2 separate regions of the Mus musculus genome follow, and region 1 is linked to region 2. Evidence: chromatin loops called from intact Hi-C (ENCODE). Cell type or tissue: gastrocnemius. All regions are shown on one strand. Links, peaks and the distances in the headings refer to the core of each region. The heading gives the core; the rest is flanking DNA.

Region 1 (2,910 bases), core at 165-2,664, 72 kb before region 2:
TCCTGGGAGTATCAGCTGAGTCTTCAGTCACTTGCTTTAGGCTGACTTCCAGGCCCACCCAGGCCTTCTGCACCCCACCGCAGTTTAACAAGAAGCTCGGGTGATTCATAAACACACGGAAGCTTGAGAACCGTGGGTCTGGGTTGTCGCTGGGAAAAACTGGTGCTATTCTGAGCAAGATAAGAGCGTGAATCCCAGCTCCCACACTCCTTATTTTTACTCTCCTTTCAACTCAGGTCTTGATTTAGCCAGTGTTTCTTCCTTTGCTTGCCCCGGGTTTTCGTTTTATATTTTATTACTCAAAATTGAAAACATGTACATATAGATAATATATAGTAAACCCCACACAATTATCTTCAATAATTTTCAGTTCAAAGGCAATCTTTTTTACCCCACACCACCCCTCCCAGCCAAGACTATCTGAACTAAAATTTTAGGTACGATATAATTTTGCATATAGAGTTTTTTTTTGGGGGGGGTAGTTTTGCTTTTGTTTTTGTCTTGTGCTTTTGTTTTGGGACTAAGTCTCACTGTGTAGCCCTGGCTGACCTAGAACTTACTATGTAGACCAGGCTAGCCTCGACCTCACAGAGATCTATTTGCCTCTGCTTCTAAAAAGTGCTGGAATTAAAGCTATGGCTACCACACTCAGCCATATGTATAGGAGCTTGGATGGCCATGGACTGATCCCCACGTGGGGTCCCTAACAGTATCTGACCTGACCTACCACTCTCTAGTGTGGCTTTGCCCACTAGTGGGGACTTGTCTACTGTGGAGCTTTTGGGACACCCTGGCATGGTTGTTTGCCCCACAGATAGCATTTTTCCAATCATGACTTGTTTTGATCACTGGTCTGTGACCTACAGCCAGTCTGTCTCCCAGTTATCCAGTAAAGTCTGTGTGTGATTAAAAACAAAACAAAACAAAACAAATCCATAACTGTCTCTCTTTTTAATCTCTTTAAAGGTTTGTTTTCATTTCAGTTCTAAGATTGAGCTTAGGCCTTTCACAAGCTAGGCAGTCACCTATAGCTATAGTGACCATAGGAAGTTATAGTCACTGTGGAACTATGCCTCCAGCTCCAAGGACTGCCCCGCCTCCTTTAAACATAACTATTATGACATCACCATGTCCCCCCAAATCAAAAGTAAGTCCCTATTCTGAGCTGCCCAGTTAGTGCATACACGGTGGCAATTGTCATCTGTCATTTAATCTGTTATCAGTTTGAATATTTAAATAAGCCCCTAGGTAGCAACTAGTTAATATATCTCTTACCACCTTCTTTTTTTTTTTTGGTTTTTCGAGACAGGGTTTCTCTTTATAGTTCTGGCTGTCCTGGAGCTCACTTTGTAGACCAGGCTGGCCTCGAACTCAGAAATCCGCCTGCCTCTGCCTCCCGAGTGCTGGGATTATAGGCGTATGCCACCACACCCGGCTCTTACCACCTTCTTTATTCATTGATTTGCTTCTTAATTTTTTTTCTTAGAATTTTGTGTTAATAACATTGCCTGTCCCAGCTGGGCATGCCTTTAATTCCAGAACTCAGGAAGTAGAGGCAGGTGAATCTCTGAGTTGGAGGCCAACCTGGTCTACAGAGTGAGTTCCTGGACAGCCAGGGCTACACAAGAGAAACTCTGTCCTTGAAAAAAGAAAGCGGGGGGGGGGGGGGGAGCAGGAGGGAGAACGAGAAAGGAAGAGGGAAAGGAAAAGATCATTTAAAAAAATCTCGTGGCTCAATTTAGACTTGGCCAATCATGGTGTCATCTAATAGATTCATCTGTCCTTTATATACATATATTTTTTCTAAACTAGTAATGAGCTATAAAGGGAATACTTTCAAAGAGATATTTCAAAGAGGTATAAATCTGGAGTGCCGGAGTGATGGCTCAGTGGTTAAGAACGTGGCTGCTTTTCCAGAAGCCTCCATTCTGATTCCTAGCATTCACGTGGTAGTTCATTTGCTTCCAACGTCAGTTTTAGGTGACCAGATGCCCTTTTCTGGAATCCTTGAGTACTGCACACATTGGTGTATATACACACTTGTAGGCAAACATTCATACACATAAAATAAAAAGAAGTAAATCCTTTTTTTAAAAGAAGAGAAATGACAATACCTTCAAATGAGGCCTACGAGAATACATCCAAAACATAGCATGCAGCCTGAAGCTGCAGAAGGCTGTGTTACAGCCAGTGCCCCACCAAGGAGCTCTCCCTGTGTTACAGCCAGTGCCCCACCAAGGAGCTCTCCCAAGACACCACGTCTCCTCCCTAGCAGCTACTGTCTTGACTTTTGTAATAATATTTCTGCCTTCTTTATGGCTTTACCACCTACGTGTAATCCTAACGAATATCTTATTTAACTCCTTCTAACCTTTGTCTGACTCTGATGCAGGTGTACTATTTTGTGAGGTTTGTCCGTGTTGATGAGATTATTTGTAAAATCTGTTCATTTCCATCTGTGACAGACTCCAGCTGATCATCTATCTGTTCTTGATTGGCATTTGGAATGTGTCCCCCCCTCCCCCAGTTTCCTGCTCTAGTGGATAACTCGACTGTGCACATTCTGAGCGTGTTTCGTGTTGTACCTGTGGAAGAATGCCTGCAGGTTGTGTGTGTACAGGGAGAAGTCCTGGATCCTAGAACAAGCCTCAGCCCCACTATGTAAGCGAGAGTCAAATTGCTCTGCCAGTAGCAGAGAGCTTTCCAGGTCTTACACCTTTTAATCTCGTTTTCTCTTGATTCCTTACACCAGCTAAGGCTTCTAATAAAATAACAGAAACAAAAACAATTATCCTTGTTTCCAGACTTCAAAGGCAAAGAGCTCGGTTAGATGGCATGGCTACCCAAGGGTTTGCTTGTTGGAAGAAGTTTTATTATTTCTTGTCAGATTCGGAAAAATTCCTCTATTGC
Region 2 (2,910 bases), core at 204-2,703:
TGGGGTGTCACTTATCCTTCCAACGTTTTCCCATGGACACAACTCGGGTCATCAGGTTTGGGTGGCAAGCACATTATCCCTGGGAACCATTTTGCCAGCCTACATTTCTTCTTCCTCTTCTTCCTTGGCTCCTTTATTGGTAAGCTTGTTTCTCTCATTGCCTCATTACACAGATTGGTGAGAACAAGAAATCCTCATTGTTTAGGGTCTCATAAGGTGAAGCATGGTCCACAGACCCGCAACAGCAGTACCTGGGACCTTGCCTGAGATGCAGCTTTGGGCCTGTCCCAGATCCCAAACAGAACCCCTAGACTCCTCAGTGCCCTTTACAGTTCATCTAGGTGAGGAGGGAAGGAGGTTCAGAGGGCAGCTCAGCAGGTAACAGTGCTTGCTGCTTAAGCATGGGGACCTGAGTTTGGACCCCAGCACCCATGTAAAAACTCCTGGCGTACCTGTCATCTCAGCCCTGTATGGGGGGGGGATGTCCCCCTGGAGGCAGGCAAACCAGCCACAGTAGCCAAATTAGAAACCTTCAGGTCCCACGGAGAGACCCTGACTCAAAAACAGAGCACATTCCAGGACAGCCAAGGCTATACAGAGAAACCTCAACAACAACAACAACAACAACAATTTTAAAGCACGGAGATCCATAGTTTCAGTGATTGTAAACTGTGGCTGAAGGCCACGTCACTCATACAAAGATGTTGTCTGGGCTCCCCCAGAATGGCTTGAGTGACACTTGTGGTACCATCAGCCACATGGTTTAAGTCTGAAATATGCCCAGGCTTATGTATTTGAACACTTGCTCTGCCCTGGTGCTGCTTTCTGGAGAGGTCATGGGAACTCTGGAGGCAGGCCTTTAAAGGTTAGAGGCTAGCCCACTTCCTGCCTGAGCTCTCTGCCTCCTCTCTGCCACTGCAATGTGACTGGCTCCAAGCTTCCTGTCATGCCATCCCGCTGAAGCTGCCACAGCTTCTGTAATCAGCTCGCTTGCCCTGGACTGGAATCCCTGAAATGGGAGTCAAACCCTTCCTCCTTTGAGTTGCCTGTGTCCTGTATTTTGTTGCAGCAATGAAAGCAGTAACGAATGTAATTGGGTTAGCTCACCATAGCTGGCTGTAGAAGAGAAGGAACCAGTGGGGCAGCCAGAGAGAACAATGTGCTGAGAGTAAGTTCCTATACAGTATTTACTATGTTCCAGGTGCCGTTAGAAGCACTGTGCCAGCCGCCTATTTAATCTCCACGGCAACCGTATGACTCATTCCATAGATGAGTAATCCAAGGCACAGAAAGGGCAAGTTTCAGAGCTGATAAGCTACAGAGCCAATACTAGAAGCCATAGCATCTCTGCAGAGTCTGTGCTGTTTTTCTTGAGCTCACCTCAGACTTTGGGGCGAGTTTTAGAGGAGCTAAGAGCCTGCAGAGAGTATGGGCCAGACAACAATTTGTGTTTCTGTTCCACCTTCAAGTCAGCGAGGCCTGGGGAGCAAGGGTTAAACACATGTGTTTGTTGAGCACATGGTGGGAATGTGCTGTGAACTGGGGAATACATGAGCAAGAGCTTTCTTCTGTCTTCACAGGCAGCGTGGGGGTGGGGGAGAGGGAGGCAGCGGGCAGGGGGGCGGGGAAGAGGCTATACATGACCAACGTGTCCTGGGAAGAGGTGTGAACAGTAGAGAAAGTCCATGGGGCACAGACTAATGCTTCCAAGAAGAAGAAAGATTCTAGAAAAGACCAGAGGGTGGCCAGAAGCTATACAGTTTACTCAGTGTGCCTGTGTGCTAGGTGCTTGAGAGGGGGGGCTAACAAATACAGAAGACTGGAAATGGGCTGGAGAGTCCTGAAAACCTCCTCTTCTCTTCTCTTCTCTTCTCTTCTCTTCTCTTCTCTTCTCTTCTCTTCTCTTCTCTTTCTCTCCTCCTCTCTTCTCTCTCTCTTTACCCATCTCTCCTTTCTCCTCTCTCCCCCTCTTTCTTTTCCTTCCTTCCTTTTTCCTTTCCTTTTCTTTCTTTCATTTTTCAAGACAGGATTTGTCTGTGTAGCCTTGACTGCCTTGGAGCTTGCTCTGTAGACCAAGATAGCCTCTAACTTACAGAGATCCACCTGCTTCTGCCTCCCAAGCGCTGGGATTAAAGGCGTGTACCACCGCTGCCAGGCTGGAGTCTATTTCTTATAGCCAGCCCTCAGGGGCGGGTTTTAGGATCTTGCATTTTGCAGATGAGGAAACTGAAGCTCAGAGAAGCTTAGCAGCCAGCCAGATGCTAGTGTGCCCCAGGAAGTTCAGCAGCTGAAGCAGGTTCGAAGTCCAGATCTGAGGCAAAGACGGTGTTGTTCCTTCCCCGTGCCATTCTGCCCCTTGATGCCAGGCACCCTGTGCTATCTGTGCCTAGATGCTTGGCCCAGCAACAATGCCAGTGTTGGGTGGCAGCCATAGCCCTGAAGGTTTCTTTGCATTTGCCTCCTTCTCTTGCTGTTCTGAGCTCCTATTGGCCTGGATCATCATAGTGAGGGTACTGTGGCTGTGCTCAGTAAATAGAGGTCCAGGATGACTGGCTGCCCCCCCTTGCCTAGCTGGCTGGCTTAAACCAATAAGAAGCCAGAAAATATCCTATCTAAGCATGCCCATCCCAGATCCCTGACCCTATACCCCTCTATGCTGTCCAGCTATCATGGTAAATGTCTCAGTGTAACTCCTTAACAAGCTAGAGGGTTCCCTACCACCCCTGCGCTAACAGAGTTCTCTGGTGTTTGTTTTGGGTTTTGATCTCTCACTGTCCTGATGCAAGGAAATCATGAGATGTGCTACGGGCACCCCAGCTTGAATTAAGGAATGCATATGGTATAGAACCAGGGAGGTGGATTTGTGTCTCTAGAGAAGAACATTCAGTTCTGGGAGAAAGGATGCCAAAA

Evidence for each region. Peaks named below come from ENCODE experiments on the same cell type or tissue, not always from the same donor. Only the 100,000 strongest peaks of a DNase experiment are listed, where the experiment ranks them.
Region 1: a loop joins it to region 2, with 6 times the contacts of the local background. A loop is called at or near these places in 1 of 42 quality-filtered maps.

The regions. Positions count from the first base shown.
Region 1 is chr7:123,035,417-123,038,326 of GRCm38, forward strand. It overlaps a transcript of Tnrc6a not described here. Among named protein-coding and RNA genes, the nearest start is that of Gm39084, 61 kb to the right of the region's middle. In gastrocnemius, for the core only: no CTCF peak of the experiment used is centred there; no DNase peak of the experiment used is centred there.
Region 2 is chr7:123,107,331-123,110,240 of GRCm38, forward strand. It overlaps a transcript of Tnrc6a not described here. Among named protein-coding and RNA genes, the nearest start is that of Gm39084, 11 kb to the left of the region's middle. In gastrocnemius, for the core only: no CTCF peak of the experiment used is centred there; no DNase peak of the experiment used is centred there; H3K27ac peaks cover 413 bases.